Regions from separate parts of the Homo sapiens genome. Here region 1 is linked to region 2. A link is an interaction called in ENCODE POLR2A ChIA-PET data of the cell type or tissue named here. Cell type or tissue: PC-3. All regions are shown on one strand. Each heading gives the region's core, and the rest is flanking DNA. Links, peaks and the distances in the headings are about the cores only.

Region 1 (8,026 bases), core at 2,075-6,074, 1.3 Mb before region 2:
AGTTGTTCTTTCTCTTTCTTTCGCCTATTAAACCTTCACTCCTAAACTCACTCCTCATGTGTGTCTGTGTCCTTAATTTTCTTGGCATGAGATGACGAACCTTGGGTATTACCCCAGACAACAACGCTGCTTCACCGGGGAGGCCGAGGTGGGAGGAACGCTTGAGCCAAAGAGATCAAGGTTACAGTGAACTATTATCACACCACTGCACTCCAGCCCAGGCAACAGGGTGAAACCATATCACTAAAAAAATAAAATAGTTCACCTCTGAACATGCCCATGTCTGTGTTTAACAAAAGAAAAGGCTCTCTCTCCACTTCTTTCTTTTTTCTTTTTCTCTTTTTTTTTTTTTGAGACAGAGTCTTGCTCCATTGCCCAGGCTGGAGTGCAGTGGCATGATCTTGGCTCACTGCAACCTCTGCCTCCTGAGTTCAAGTTCCCACCTTAGCCTCCTGAGTAGCTGGGATGACAGGCCCGCACCACCATGCCTGGCTATGTTGGCCAGGCTTGTCTTGAACTCCTGGCCTCAAATGATCCACCTGGATTGGCCTCCCAAAGTGCTGGGATTATAGGCATGAGCCACCACACCCAGCGTTAGTTTTCCTCTCTTGATGGCCATTTTATTGCAAGAACATACATACTACTTTGTAATTGCTGAACTTCCATTAAAACAATATTATAATAAATTCAGGAGCTTTACTATGCAGATTCCTTGGCCCCTCTCCAAATGTATGAAGTCGGAGTATGAACCTGTCCAGGTATACGTATTTTTAAAAAGCTTAAAAATGATTCTGGGGGGCAACCAGGATTTGAGGTTCACTGGATGTTATACTCAATGCCCCTACTTCTTCACCACTGCTTTATGAATTAATCTATTGCAATGTGCACCCCAAGCCTACCTCTCCTTGGTTTTATCAGCAGGGACCTCTGTTACACCAAGACCAACGACAATAGTTAAATCTTAATCTTTGACCAGCCAGGCAGGTCTGACATTGATGACTATTCTCCTTCTTGAAACGCATATTTCTTGCATTCTCTGGCATTACTCTCCCCTGTTTCTTGCGTTTTGTCCTACTTTCACTTCTTTTTCTGGGGAAGTTTCTTGGGCTCTTCTTCTATTTGGTCCTAAAATGTTTCCCGGGACTCATTCAGACACTCATTTAAAATTACCAAGCATCAACTATGTACTAAGCATTGTTCTAGAATCTAGATACTGGGTATAGAGCAGTAAACAACACAGATGAGGTCTCTGCTCTTAAGGAGTTTACATTCTATTGGGTTCCTGCTTCTTCCTGTTTTATATCAGGGAAACCTAAGTTTTGTGGACCTCTGAAATTGTTATCAATATAATGTGCAATAATACTATATGTTCCTGAGAGAAGTTTACAGCCTTCATCAGATTCTCAAATATGCCTGGGCCCATATGAGGTTAAAATCTACTGCAATTCATCTCTTTGTGAGATCTTATCACACTCAAGGCTTCAATTATTATGAATATGCTGATAACTCCCAAAGATAGCAGAGCACAGAACTGAACGATGTGGTCACTCGTCACATGCGGCTACATAAATTTAAATTAATTAAAAATGCAGTTCCTTAGTCACACCAGTATTTCAAGTACTCAACATCCATATGTGGCTCGTGGCTTCATTGTGGACAGTACAGATAGAGAGCATTTTCATCACTGCAGAAAACTTTATTGGACAGCACTGGTATGGATCAAACCCAGGATTTGAGTTCTAGCTTGGCCACTTGTTTTCTTAGCAACTCAGAGCAAATTTCTTAACCTCTCTCTACATTCCCATCCTTTTATCTGTCAAAATGTAAGCAACTTTACAGACCTGTTGTGAGGATTAAGCAAGTTAATTAATATCCAGCACTTAACGTGGTAGCCCTTCCTAGTTTACTTTTTGTGTTCCAAGCTCTTGTGTTCTCTTACTTGGGAGGCTGAGGCAGGAGAATTGCTTGAATCCGAAAGGTGGAGGTTGCAGTAAGCCGAGATCGTGCCACTGCACTCCAGCCTGGGTGACAGAGTGAGACCCCGCCTCAAAAAAAAAAAAAAAAAAAAAGAAAGAAAGAAAGAAAAATGTGAGTTGGCTGGGCATGGTTGCTCATGCCTGTAATCCTAGTATTTTGGGAGGCCAAGGTGGGGTTATCACTTGAGCCTTGGTGTTTAAGTCCAGCCTGGACATCATGGTGAAACTCTATTTTTAAAATAAATAAAAGAAAAAAAATATGAGCTGCTCTCGGCAGTTTTGTAAGTAGTAACTGTCTTCTAAATAAGAAATGGTTAGCTTTTGTATGGTTTTGTGTGATGAGTTGGAGATAATATGGAGATAATATTTTAAGTGTCTTCTGTGGTGTGGGTGTGCAAGCCCTTGAGGAATTGATTTCACTCTTGCATGTGGGCAGGAGTCCTGAATATGACTTGATCATGGAGAACCTCTGGTCTGTAGACTGGTCTTTGTGGAACCCAGTAAAGTCAGTGTGAACCATAGTAAGCTCATCTAGGGTGTCCTTATCTATGTCATTAGAGAGATGACTCTATTTCCCCATACTTTGTTATTTTCTCGCATTCCCTTTTTGTCCTCCTATGCCATACATATTTACATCAGAGTTGTAACATTTCAATATAAAGTCATTTAAACAACAACAACAAAAATGCAGCACTTAGCAGAAGGCTTGGCAAGTAAATAAATACATCCCCAACAACTGTTAATAATGTTTATTTTTTTCTTGTGCCATCAGGTGGAAGAAGAAAAAGAGAGGAAGGAAGGAAGGAAGGAAGGAAGGAAGGAAGGAAAGAAAGAGAAAGAAAGAAGGAAAGAAAGAAAGAAAGAGAAAGAAAGAAAAAAAGAAAGAAAGAAAGAAAAGAAAGAGAAAGGGAAAGGACAAGAAAAAAATTAAAAATAATACTTATTTTTAGTATCGTATAGTTGCAGAGGTACAGAGCTCTCTTAAATGTCCAACAGGAGTCTCAAACTGAGCATTCCCACCACTGAATTCACCATCTTTTTCTCCTCTCCTTATACTCCACAAGTAAAGATTCATATGAACTAGAAATGCAACCCCACATCAGTTTGACACCAAGTCCTACAGACCTTACTTCTTTAGTGACTCTCGAATCCATCCGCCTTCCATTCATCACTCCGACGGCCTCTGTCTGAAACCAAGCTCTCATCACTCCTCACCCAGATTACTTTAATAGGCTCTTCACTGCCCTCCCCATTGCCACTCTGGCCCCACTCCAGTCTATCCTGACACTGAAACAATGGTCTTACAGAAACACAGATTTAATCATGTCTCTTCCTGGCTTAAAATCCTTTAGCCTTCCCATGATTTCCGAGCAAGTTCCAACTCCTTATCTGAGCAGTAACAGCCTCATAACCTGGCTATTGCCTCTCTACCCAGCTCCCTCACGTCACCTCCGCTCTCCACTCCAGCCCTTCTACTTGCCTCTGCCTTTTAATTTGCCTTTCTACTGGCCTGGTAGAGCCTTTTCTCTCACCCTTCTTTGTCCCAGCTTTGGACTGCCTGAGTTCAAGTCGACTCTTCCACCTACGCTGCTGATGTCCAACCTCTATAAAATGGGGGTGACAATAGCATCTATGTTCTTGGGGTTTTGGGAGAATTAAATAAACACCCACACATACTTGGAGAGATGAGTAGACACACAATATTATAGCTACTATTATTCTTCAAAAGTAGTAAATCTTCCTTGGTGACCACCACCCACATTATGGTCCTATATCACCCTGCACTACTTTTTTTTTTTTTTTTTTTTGATACAGGGTCTCAATCTGTCACCCTGGCTGGATGCAGTGGCAGGATCTTGGCTCACTGCAACCTCTGCCTCCCGGGCTCAAGCAATCCTCCCACCTCGGCCTCCTGAGTAGCTGGGACTATACAGTTGTGCCACCATCACACCGGGCTGATTTTTGTATTTTTTGTAAAGATAAGGTCTCACCATCTTGCCCAGGCTGGTCTTGAACTCCTGGACTCAAGGAATCCACCTGCCTCAGCCTCCCGAAGTGCCAGGATTACAGGCGTGAGCTACCGCACCTGGCCTGCACTAACCTTTATCATAACAATTATCATACTCCTTGGGATGCAGCGATTAATGATTCATTTCCCTAAACCTTCTACCATACTATAAATTATTTGAGAGCGATGGTCCCATTGTGTCATTTTTTTCCACCCACAGTGCCTAGCACATATTAGGTGTATAATACATATCTGATGAATGTGCAAATATCTAGCCCTATCCTCCCTTGATGTATTTGTAAAAGTCTCCACTTCCACTGAGTACTCACTGGTCTGCCCAGAAAGACGCCTTGCTGAGTACTCTCAAATCAGCACAGATTGCACCTTCCTTCCTTGTGCATACTTTTTGAACATCTATGTTGAAAGTACCCTGAGGCTGGGTGCGGTGACTCACACCTGTAATCCCAGCACTTTGGGAGGCCAAGGCGGGTGGATCACGAGGTCAAGAGATTAAGACCATCCTGGCCAACGTGGTGAAACCCTGTCTCTACTAAAAATACAAAAAAATAGCTGAGTGTGGTGGGCATGCCTGTAATCCCAGCTACTCGGGAGGCTGAGGCAGGAGAATCGCCTGAACCCGGGAGGCAGAGGTTGCAGTGAACTCAGACTGCGCCACTTCACTCCAGCTTGGCGACAGAACGAGACTCCATCAAAAACAAAAAAGGAAAGAAAGAAAGGAAGGAAGGAAGGAAGGGAGGGAGGGAGGGAGGGAGGGAAAAGAAAAGAAAGAAAAAGAAGGAAGGAAGGAAGGACCCTGCTAGGCCGTGCTGGATGTGTAAGGCATGGCCCGTGACCTCAGGGAACCCACCACTCCTGATATGTCATTCATCCATCCATGTTTCCACCAACTATGTTTTAGGCATTGGTTCCAGACATCTGGCGATGCCGACTTGAATTAGACATATGTGGACCTTCCCCATAAAGAAGCCACTGTAACAAAACCCGCCAGAATCTTCCTAATGCCAGGGCTCCTCTTTCCTGCCCCCGTGTCAAAGTTGTGGTCCAATTCTCAGTTATCCAACATGAGGAAGCTGCATCTCAAGCCTGACAGCGCCTCCATGAGAAGGTGGGCAGGAAAGAATATGGCTCTCCATTTAGGCACAACCAGTGAAAGTCAGTAAAAAAAAAAAAAAAAAAAAAAGGTGTTGAAAACCAAGGCTACAACGTTTTTGTTTGTTTCTTTCTGAATTATCTATGAGTATTAATTTTTTAAAAAATTGAGACAGGGTCTCCCTATGTTGCCCAGGCTGATCTTAAACTCCTAGGTGCAAGCAATCCTCCCACCTCGGCCTCCCAAAGTGCTGGGATTACAGGCGAAAGCCACCACACCCAGCCTATCTATAAGCTTTAACTTTTCATGCCAATCCTTAGCTCTCGTGAATACAGATCATGAAGCTCTGGCTAGGAAAAATAAATAAATATTCTTTATCCTTTTTCACAAAGGGTAAATGATCCCTCACCTACAATAAAATTCTAGGCCTATCACCACACATAATTAAAATAATTATACTTACCCCATTATATTCCTCAAATGGGTTCTGAGAAAAGGGGCAAGGAGAAACTGTCAGCTTTAACTCTCTTCACTTGCTCTTAGGTAAAGGAGCACACCACCTTTTTCTAGTTTCCCACATCCTACTAGCTTCCTTGGCCTCAATCACTACTTAACTTCACAGTGAAATCTTCAGCTCTCTCAAGAGAATAAATACAAATTAACCAGATCCCTTACTAAACCTTTACTCAGAAGGTAATGTGGTCAACCAAGTTGCTTCCCAGAACTTGAAGTTTGTAAGAATTGGTCAAAACCCTGGACCAGCCTCAAGGCCAGCCTCCCTCCACTCTCCACACACGCACCATCCCCTCACTTTCCCCCACCCCTACTCCCTGGGTCCCCTTCCTGCCTGTGGAAAATCTCTTGCTTCCCAATGCAGAGTATCCATGTTGGAGAAAGAAGTCAGTGCTGAAAAGCTGCAGAAAGTTCTTAAGCCCAGGGCAAGCCAGAATCCATTTTATGCCCAAATCAGTCAGTCAATCTTTTTCTTTCTTTCTTTTTCTTTCTTTCTTTCTTTTCTTTCTTTCTTTCTTTCTCTTTCTTTCTTTCTTCCTTTCTTTCTTTTTCTCTTTCTTTCTTCCTTTCTTTCTTTTTCTTTCTTTCTCTCTCTCTTTCTTTTTCCTTCCTTCCTTCTTTCCTTCCTTCCTTCCTTCTTTCTTTCTTTCTTTCTCTTTCTCTCTCTCTCTTTCTTTCTTTTCCTTCCTTCCTTCCTTGACAGAGTCTCACTCTGTCACCCACGCTGGAGTGCAGTGCTGTAATCCTGGCTCACTGCAACCTCCACCTCCCAGGTTAAAGCCATTCTCCTGCCTCAGCCTCCCAAGTAGCTGATATAACAGGCGTCCACCACCACTCCCAGCTAATTTTTGTATTTTTAGCAGAAATGGGGTTTCACCATGTTGGCCAGGCTGGTCTTGAACTCCTGACCTCAAGTGATCCGCCCGCGTAGGCCCCACAAAGTGCTGGGATCACAGGCGTGAGCCACCATGCCCAGCCCAAATCTTTATTTTCAACAATCAGTATGATCTTGAGCCCTTTAACTAAACTGCTCCAGTTTAATGAGGAGTTCGAGTATTTTCTCCATCCATTTCCTCTCACAGAGTCAGGCCAGTACACACAGAGAGCTTTCACTTCTGTTTCCTACAATGTCCCAACTTCCTCTCCACCAAGAACCCTCAAACAATATTCCTAAGTGTGTTTCTTTTTTTTTTTTTTCTTTCGAGATGGAGTTTCACTCTTGTTGCCCAGGCTGGAGTACAGTGGTGTGATCTCAGCTTACTGCAACCTCCGCCTCCCGGGTTCAAGTGATTCTCCTGCCTCAGTCTCCCTAGTAGCTGGGATTACAGGTATGCACCACCACACCCGGCTAATTTTGTATTTTTTTTAGTAGAGATGGGGTTTCACCATGTTGGCCAGGCTGGTCTCAAACTCCTGACCTCAGGTGATCCGCCTGCCTCTGCCTCCCAAAGTGCTGGGATTACAGGCATGAGCCACCACACCACGCCCCAAGTGTGTTTCTAATGAAAGACACACAACTACCATTCAGAGCTTCAGGTCAGCCTCCAAGGACATGTCTTACCACACTGGATTGATAGAATTCAAGCCAAACAAAGGAATGTTTTAGGTTGTCTTGTTACAGAAAAATGTACGTGTGGTTTCTGTTAGGCTTCTGGAAATGCGAAAACACCTAAAGGAACTCCTCTCTCTAAGGAGCCATCGACTTGGGCTTTCAACATACATACCGCTCTTTGCTTGATCTCTACTTGGCTTCTCTTCCCCTACCAACCTCTGAAAAGTTGCCCCTAGAGTTCCATCCAGAGTCTCTTTCTCTTCTCACATGACACATTCTCCTCCAGCAATGCCATCCATATCCATGGCTCGGACAAAAAGCCACATGTTCACTCCCAAACCTGTATCTAAAACTCCTAGTGTTCCACCAAGCTCCGGTCCCCCATATCCAGCTGTTTACAGGATGTCACCAAAACCCTACCTCCCTAGGCTCATCGCACAGCCTGTCCAAAACTACCCCTTCCCGCCTCCCACACCCTCACTTCTCCCCAACAACTTCCATCTGCCTTCCTTAGCTCAGTCACCTGCATCACCATCCCTCCACTTAGCTGTACAAACAAGGAAACACAGAAATAGTTCCAGCAGTTCTCTCTCCTCCACTCCCTACCTTCGATCTATCACTGAGTTATATTAGCTCCCACCTTTGAAACATCTTTTATATCCATCCTCTCCTCTCTATTCCTATTATCCTTGCTCTAGTCCAAATATCAGTACCACCTTGGCTGCATAAGAATCACCTGGAAACTTTTTAAGAAAAGAAAAAGGTTCCCATTCCCTCATTGATCCTGGATTCTGATTCAGGGGGCCTGGGTTGGAGCCTGAAGGAGTTTTAACAGGCATCTCAGGTTTGAAAACTACTGACATCCC
Region 2 (8,026 bases), core at 1,917-5,916:
GGATATATATTGAAATCAAAATTCAATAGGATTTTGAGATAGATTGGATATGGAGTGTGAGTTGAAAAGAAAGCAAAGTTTTGGCTTGAGCAACTAGAAATATAGCTATGGGTTGAGATATGGATTGAGATGCTATTGACTGAGATGGCTATAGGAAGAGCCAGTTTGTGAGGAATATTGGGTTTTAGGTTTTGGACATACTGGTATTGAAATGACTATTAGACACCAAATTATAGATGTCAAGTTGGTTGTTGATCATGCATATTTGGAGCTAACCAGAATGTCAACTTCCCCCAGCCAAAGATGGAGACCTAGGAGTCACCAACATGTTGGGATTACAAACTGTGAGGCTGAGTGATATTATCAAGTGAGTGTGTATAAATAAAGTAGAGAAGACTGGGACTCAGCTCTGGGGGTCCTCAGAATTATAAGTGGAGACTGAGGTGTGACTATCAAGGCAGAAGAAAAACTAGGAGGTTGTGGTGTCCTAAAAACCAAGAGAATGAAGTGCATCAAGTAGAGGGGAGTCAAAAGTAGTGACAAATATTGCTGATAGATCCAGTATGATGAATACTGAAAGTCACTCATTGAATTTTCCAACTGAGCAACACTGGTGACCTGAACAAGAACATAATTTGGTAGAGTTGTGACAGTTAAAGCCTGGTTTAAGTAGCTTAATGGGGAATGGTAGGAGAGGAACTTGAAACAGTGAGGAAATCCAACTCTTGAGGTTCCTGCAAAGGGAAGTAAAGAAATTGGATGAAAACACCTGGGGAAAGTGAGGTCAACCTAAGGGGTTTGTTATTGCTGCTGTTTTTGATTAGGAGAAATTACAATATGGTTATGTGCTGATGGAAATGGTCCAGTAGAGAGAGAGAGATTCATGTTTTAGGAAAGATAGCAAGAATTCCTTAAGCAATTTTGTTGAGTCAGAAAACAGTGATAGTATCTAATGTCCAAGTGGAAGATTTGGCTTCAAAGAGAATATAGATTATTTCCATCCATAGTAACAGGCATATTTAGGGTAGTAATGCTGCTTGGGGATGAAGTAGATATAGCAGTAAGGCCCTCTGTAAAATTCCTTTTTATCACCTAGTTTCTCCATGAAGTAGGAAACATTATCTCACACAATCTCAAAAATTGTTCAAAAGAAAATGAAGCCCAGGTATATGCCTCTATAAGTATTTATTCAAAAAATAAAACACAGCCAAACATAATACAAAAAGTATGCCATAAATGTTCTATTTTAGGAGTTTTTCTGCATGAAGCAATTGAGATTTTAGAATAGGGATCTAATATCTTTTCAACTAGGGACACTTCTTTTCCTGGTGAATGTCTCTGTATTAAGCACAGGCATTCTTCATTGCTTCATTAACCTTCAGATTTATTCAAAAATAGGGATATTTATATATAAATTTTTCTATTTGCCAATTAAATGTGCATAAATGTAACTTTTTTAGATGTTGTATGTGGGTGGAGTAATTTCTATGAAAAATCTTTAGCCATCTCTTTCTCTTCATTTCAACAAGATGATTGGCCCCCATCATCTTATCAGTGTTGTCAATTTGGTACTTTGTAGATATTGGCTGCAAATCTTAAACAGATATAAACAGGAGCTTCCACTATTCTTATTTATAATAAGTACATAAACTTAAATCAGAGATAGGAAGCACCTATATGATTTTTTAAAAAGACATAGTGGACCCTTTAATCTAAATTCTGTTTCTTCTCTGGTATAAAAAAAAGTCACTTTTTGGAGGTTAAAAACTATATTTTAGTGCTTTGCTTGAACAAAATTTACAAAACACAACTCAGTAAGCTATTTCATAAATGTTTTGCAATTGTAATGATCTTAGTTTGGGCTGCTATAACAAAATAGTATAAACTGGGTGGCTTATAAACAACAGGAACTTATTTCTGACATTTCTGGAGTCTGTAGGTTCAATATCAGAGTACCCGCCTGGTTGTGCAGGTTCCTCTCCTGAGTTATACACTGCCAACTTTTTGTTGTATCCTCACATGGTGGAAAGAGAACTCTCTGCAGTCCCTTTTATAAGGACACTAATGCCATTCATGAGGGCTCCACCCTCATAACCTAATTTTTCCCCAAAAGCCCCACCTCCTAATACCGTCACATTGGGGGTTAGGATTTCAAGATATAAATATTGGAGGGGCACTTATATTCAGTCCATTGTAATAATAAAACGTATAAGATAGATGTTTTAAAAATACTTTTTAAGATTCTTTCATATTAGTGATCAAGTGAATTTGAAGCAAAAGGGGAATAACCATAGTATTGAGCTCATAGGGTTGTAGGGGAAATGAAGTGATATTGTCCATGTAAAGTAACTTAGGGCAATGCATGGCCCATGGTAAGTGACTAATACATTACTGTAGTAGGTATAAGATGGTGATGGGATTCCTTAAGAAAAATTCCATAAAATTGACAAAATTAGGGCGCTGTTCTTAGTTAGCTGCTGTGTGTGTGTGTGGTTTGTATGTGTGTGTTGTGGGTGGGGGGTGACAGAAGATTACTATAGCCAGCATCAGTTTATCAAGCATGAATTTAAAGAATGAATTGAAAGAAACAATTCGTCCAGCTTTTATGTGCCAGGTACTGTAGTAAGCATGTTAGATACACATTGTATTTAGTCCTTATGATAGCCCTGCAGAGTAAGTTGTATTAACCCAATTGTATGAATGAGGAAATTGAGTTGGGAGGAAATGATTAAATGCTACAATGGGAGAGCTGTCTGCAATTTGTTAAGTAAATTAAAAGACTGACCTTATCTACTAAGCTGTCCATAAAAGAGCAAAATCCTTACCAAGGTCACCATGGGATTTGATTCCTAAGTCCTCAGTCTTCACTATTCTAAGTTATTGACTTGCTCATCTAAATCCAACCTAAATTCAAATGCATGTTGCTGGTTTGATCAGAATCAAGAAATTTGCTTACTCTGCAATTAGTCATCGGATTTGCCTCTGAACATGTATGTAGAGATGGTTCACTCTTTTGTACTGGTAAAGGCTGAAGACAAAAAGAAAATCTCACCTTTTGTCCCTTGAAAGAAAAAGCTTTTCCCATTCCAGAAGACCATGGTATAGTTTCCTTAAAAACTAGCTGTGTTTCAAACTCAAATGACTCTTGCTGTGGTTGATGAAAAGCACAATATTCCTTCTCTCTTCCTGTAGGAATGCAGAAATAGGAAAACAGAAAGAAAAAAAAGAAAAGAAAAAAGAAAGAGAAAGAAAGAAAGAAAAGAAAGAAAGAAGGAAAGAAGGAGGGAGGGAGGAAGGAAGGAAGGAAGGATCTAATTTATTTTTTTCTATTCAGAACAGAAAAAATCAATTAGAACAATAACTTTTTTTTTCTCCCAAGGGGAAAACCAAGTTGTAGCAACTCTTTGGAGACTTGGAAGGATGTCATACCCCATTCATTTATGGCAATCAGTTGTTGAACACTTAGCAACTTCATTTATAAATGAAGGAGAACAGTTTGGCTGGCAGAACAACTTACAAATATTATATTTTGTACCTGAGTTTATTCTAGAACAAAATATATATCAATACAAGCATTTAGAACACTTATTATGGAAATGTCAAACCTCCAGTTTTTAACCCTTTGAGTGTTTTTTTAAAGACGTGAACATGTAAACTCTTCACTGAGTCTATAGCTGACCCCATGAAAACAGGAAAACATGATGCCAGAGCCTCAAAATGTTTCTTTCTTTCTGTAACTTGGATGGAGAGGTGGAGAATTCTCATTCTGGAAGGGAGAGGAGAACTGCCTGGTTTCCATTCTGAGCTTAGTATAAGAATAACTCTGTGCAAATATATGAAGGATTTATATTTTTCAATAATGAAAAAACAATTTGCCCACCCGCAACCACCAAGGCCAGTTTAGAACAGGAGAGATTTAGGGTAGTTTTAGCATGGGGCTTAATGGCTAGAAAGAGTAACTAAAGATATAAATTAGTTACTAGGAGGAATTGTGATCTTCTTTTTCCCAGAGAATTTTAAAAATCTGCTCAGCATCCATTTTGGATAACCTAGTTGCTCTTCCATCTAGAAACAGGCACCTGCACTCATGATTCTCGTGGGCCCAGATGTGGCAGAAGTTCTTTTCCCCTCTCCATCTCAGGACTTATTTATACAGTGTATGTATTTTATAATTTATGCTACAAGTGAATCACAATTTGTCATCGTTCAATGGCCAGCTCACTTGCTTCTTTTGGCTAATTGTAGAGGAACTGAACTCCCTGGAGAGAGGGAGAGAAACAGGCAAGAGGGCAGAGACCCAATGGTGCTGCCTCCAAGGAGCCAGTGACTCAGCCCTGAGTTCCCCCACCCCCAACCAACTTCATGAAACCACAGCCCCCCTAATGCACAGTTTAACATTTTCTTTAGTGGTGCAACCTTGTTCTGAGATTACAGGGAATGCTGAGTTTTATTAGGGTTCTTTCAACAAACTCATTTAATTGTTGCTGCCCCTTAGCTAGTGCTGAGTCACTCTCAAACTTCACAGCATTCCACGACAGCTCATCCTTCTTGACTTTCCTTTTTTTTTCCCTTTTCCTTTTTCCTTTTTTAAGTTCTCTTAATATTTTTTATTCCCAACAGACTTGTCTTTGGACAAAATTGAGAAGAACTCATAAACTTGGCTTCCTCGCTTCTGCTCCTCAGGTAAGTTTAATTCCTATTTCTATTATGCAACGTCATTGAAGAATATTTTCCCAGGTTTCTGTTGAAGAACTGCCTTTTTTTATCTTTTCGATGCTGGCACTCTTTTAGAATTAACCATGGAAAAACTTGATGACACTTCCATCCTTCTTGTAAAATTCATCTTTGGAGTAATTTTACAGTGTGCGTTTTCCCCTTGGACATTTTAAAGAGCTGGATTTCCGCCTCTTTGCAGAGCATTTTAGCAGCTGTGTCTCATTTGCTTTGCAAGGGCATTTGAAGAAATTGCTATTTTGTAAGCTGCTTAACATATGAAATAATTGTTTTAAAGCACTTTACAGTTTGCTTAGTGCTTTCTGTTGTTTTACACCGTCATTTCTTATAGAAGCTCAGGATGTATTATTTACATTTTTCAGAGAAGGAAATAGAGGTACTGAAGACATGACAGCAGCTTGGCAGGGCAGTTAATCTCCTAAATTAATCAACAGATTAAAATTTCTCCCTTCAGATCCTTTAATGCCTATGACCAGAAAGCCTCATACCTTTTGACCTAAACAGGTAGACAGACATACCTGCTTTGCTTCACAGTAATTTGCAGTCTAGCTAGTTTTGGATCTACCCTAATAAACTGCCTCAGTGATTGGAAGTCAGAACACTGTTTGGACAGATTAAACATTGTTTGGTTGTTTTTATTAAAAGTGATGTACTGGGTGGCTAAAAGCACTTGTTTTGGAGTCAGACTGCTTGGGGTTAAATCCAAGTTCCAACCTGTATCAGCTGTGTGGGCTTTGGTGAATTACTTAACCTCTCTCAGCCTCCTTTTTCTTACATGTGAAATGGGAACAATAATTGCAAATTCATGGAATTATTGTTGTGAGCCTTAATTGAATTAATCCCTATAAAGCTCTAAGCACAGCGCCCAGCACACTGTAAGCCTTCAGTAAATGTTAGCTGTCAGCGTATAGTGGTTCAAAAGGTGGTTACCTGGCCATTTTTCCTGAGGTTCATTTAGGTTGATTTGTTTCATGAAATTATACATCTGGCCCAGTCAAGACCAGATATCTTAGTGGTCTTAACAGATAATTGGTGGGTAGACAGAACTTGTACTAGTGCTTCCTCTGCTTTAGAGCGCTGTGATAATTATAACGTCTCATTCCTCTCTCTAAAACACAAAGTGGCAATGTTGTTTCTCCTGAGTAATTTGCAGCATAGACAAAGGGCCCCATTCAGTACTGCCCATGGTATTCAACCTAGCACTTTTGGAAGGGTAGCACACAAAAAGGCAAAGACAACGTGGGTTTTCTTAAAGTTCAAGGAGAAAGTAAGGTGCAGAAGAAGTAGTACTGATCTGTGTAGTTGTGAACTGGCTGTCGTTAGAACACATAGGACTCAGTCCCACATCTGCTTCTCACTTCCTGGGTAAGCTGGGCAACACATTCTGCTTCTCTGTACGTTTGTTTCTCCAATTATAAACGGGAATGATAATACCTGCAGGATGGCCAACTTGTCCCTTATTTGCCTTGGCCACTCCCATGGCAAGTGCTATGTCCCAAAAGCCTCTCAGTCCTGGGGAAAACTAGGATAGTTGGTCACCCTAAATACCTGCCTCTCTTTTCTTACTGTGTTCACCATACGGGCAGCAGAATAAAAGTGCTTTGACATTTCATGAACCGAAGAATATAATAATCAGCTCAATTCTGAACACCCAAGTTCCAAAAATAGTGCTTTGGGGTATTGGAAGAAAAACATAGCAATATGGTATATTATAGTACATTAGTTCTTAAGTAAGAATAATGCACCTTAATTCTTGGTGCCTCATTCTTGGTGCTTAGAAATATGTAACTGGAATCATGGTTTATATCATCCTTACGTGTTTACATACATGTAATTGAAAGTACACAGGAGTATTTATAGAGAACATTTAAGAAAAGTACTTTCAGGTGGTCATGACGATAATTTGCATTGGAAAAACCTCATTTGGATCATCTTAACTTCTTGAAAAGTTCTGTTTTGTACCCAAGGCATATTTTGGATGTGATTGCCATTTACAACAAATTGATTGATTGGTTTTAGAAAACCTCAAAGGAAGACAAGAGTCTGAGGAAGGTGTCATAATTGATCATCTACTTGGTATCAAAAAATAAGTACTCATTAAAGAATAATAGTACATTGCCAGTAATTAATATGAAGCAGCATTGGTGTTCCAGAGATATGCAAAAATATTAACCAATGTGCATACTCAGGAATTAGAGTAGTTTCCACAAAATGATTCATTTAGTTTGCTTTCACGTCATACAGAGATTGCACTTCAGTGGAACTTCAAAATGTATAAGCATGTGTTTGCTTGAAAAGTCAAAAGTTTGTTGATTGACTTTTATTTCTGTTTCACCCAGAGGCATCTGACTAGAATCAAGCCAATGCACACCCTATAAATGCCAAAGTGAGGCTTCTCATAGACATACACAACAAAGATACGAAACACATATGCAGTATGTATTAGTAAGAGCATCAAAATTAGCAAATTTCATTCAATTCAATTGCTTATGTAAATACAGAGAAGTAAGATGTATTTAAACAATTAGCCTCATTTTTGCTGATTTTGTGCTTGGCTTTTGAAATGGGACATGCAAACCTCTGTTAAGGGAGATTAAGGGAATTGAAGACCCTGAACTTGTCCCACACTCTTTCTTCATCTACCCTAGAGGACCAACTGCAGGCCTGGATACATGGTACTCAGTAAAGCCTTGTTAACTTACATTGAATGTTCTTTGTATTAATAATTCGAAATAACATAATGAAACCAAAGTGAGAAGGGCATGGCCTAGCATTCCACATTCAACTTTTCCCCAAGGAATGAACTACTTTACCTCTCAGGCAGAAGCAAAGAACTCATTCAAAAGCAGAGCTGAAGGCTGTTGGAGTTATTGTTGTTTATATTTCTCTGGACAGAGGAGTAATTATGTTGGCTTCAAAGGCCTTTTCTTCTACCTTCCATCCTGGCATGCTAGTGCTGGAAGAAGCCTCCATTCTGTTCCTGCATTTTACAGATGGAAACCCAGAGAAGGAAACTATTTGCCCAAGGTCACAGATGCAGACCTTCTCAGATATTTGTTAACCCTAATTTAATTTCCCCACATTTCACTGAATAGAACTGTAGGTGATTTTCTTGGCCTTGGCCCTTTTTTAGTTTCGGAAATACCCTCCTTCCTAGATGCTTCCCACCATCCAGTGTTGTCCCTATCCCACCACTTCTTAGACAACTCTCCTTCCTTCCAATGCTTTCAAATGGCATTTTCTTTGCTGTCATCTAGCACACCTGTACATTCATTCCAAGGTTTCAAGACAA

What was found. ChIA-PET counts read pairs that join two places held together with the same protein. Peaks named below come from ENCODE experiments on the same cell type or tissue, not always from the same donor. Only the 100,000 strongest peaks of a DNase experiment are listed, where the experiment ranks them.
Region 1: POLR2A ChIA-PET joins it to region 2 with 17 read pairs; 1 of 35 experiments calls an interaction of 5 or more read pairs at or near these places.

Annotation. Positions count from the first base shown.
Region 1 is chr11:123,464,554-123,472,579 of GRCh38, reverse strand. The region is part of intron 1 of GRAMD1B (GRAM domain containing 1B); the gene reads right to left. Among named protein-coding and RNA genes, the nearest start is that of GRAMD1B, 38 kb to the right of the region's middle. In PC-3, for the core only: no CTCF peak of the experiment used is centred there; no DNase peak of the experiment used is centred there; H3K27ac peaks cover 3,404 bases.
Region 2 is chr11:122,176,993-122,185,018 of GRCh38, reverse strand. MIR100HG (mir-100-let-7a-2-mir-125b-1 cluster host gene) reads left to right here. Exons shown (of 5, transcript NR_137179.1): 3 at 4,621-4,683. Among named protein-coding and RNA genes, the nearest start is that of MIR100, 29 kb to the right of the region's middle. RefSeq lists an enhancer at 3,693-4,892. In PC-3, for the core only: no CTCF peak of the experiment used is centred there; a DNase peak (open chromatin) is centred at 4,348; H3K4me3 peaks cover 2,461 bases; H3K27ac peaks cover 4,000 bases.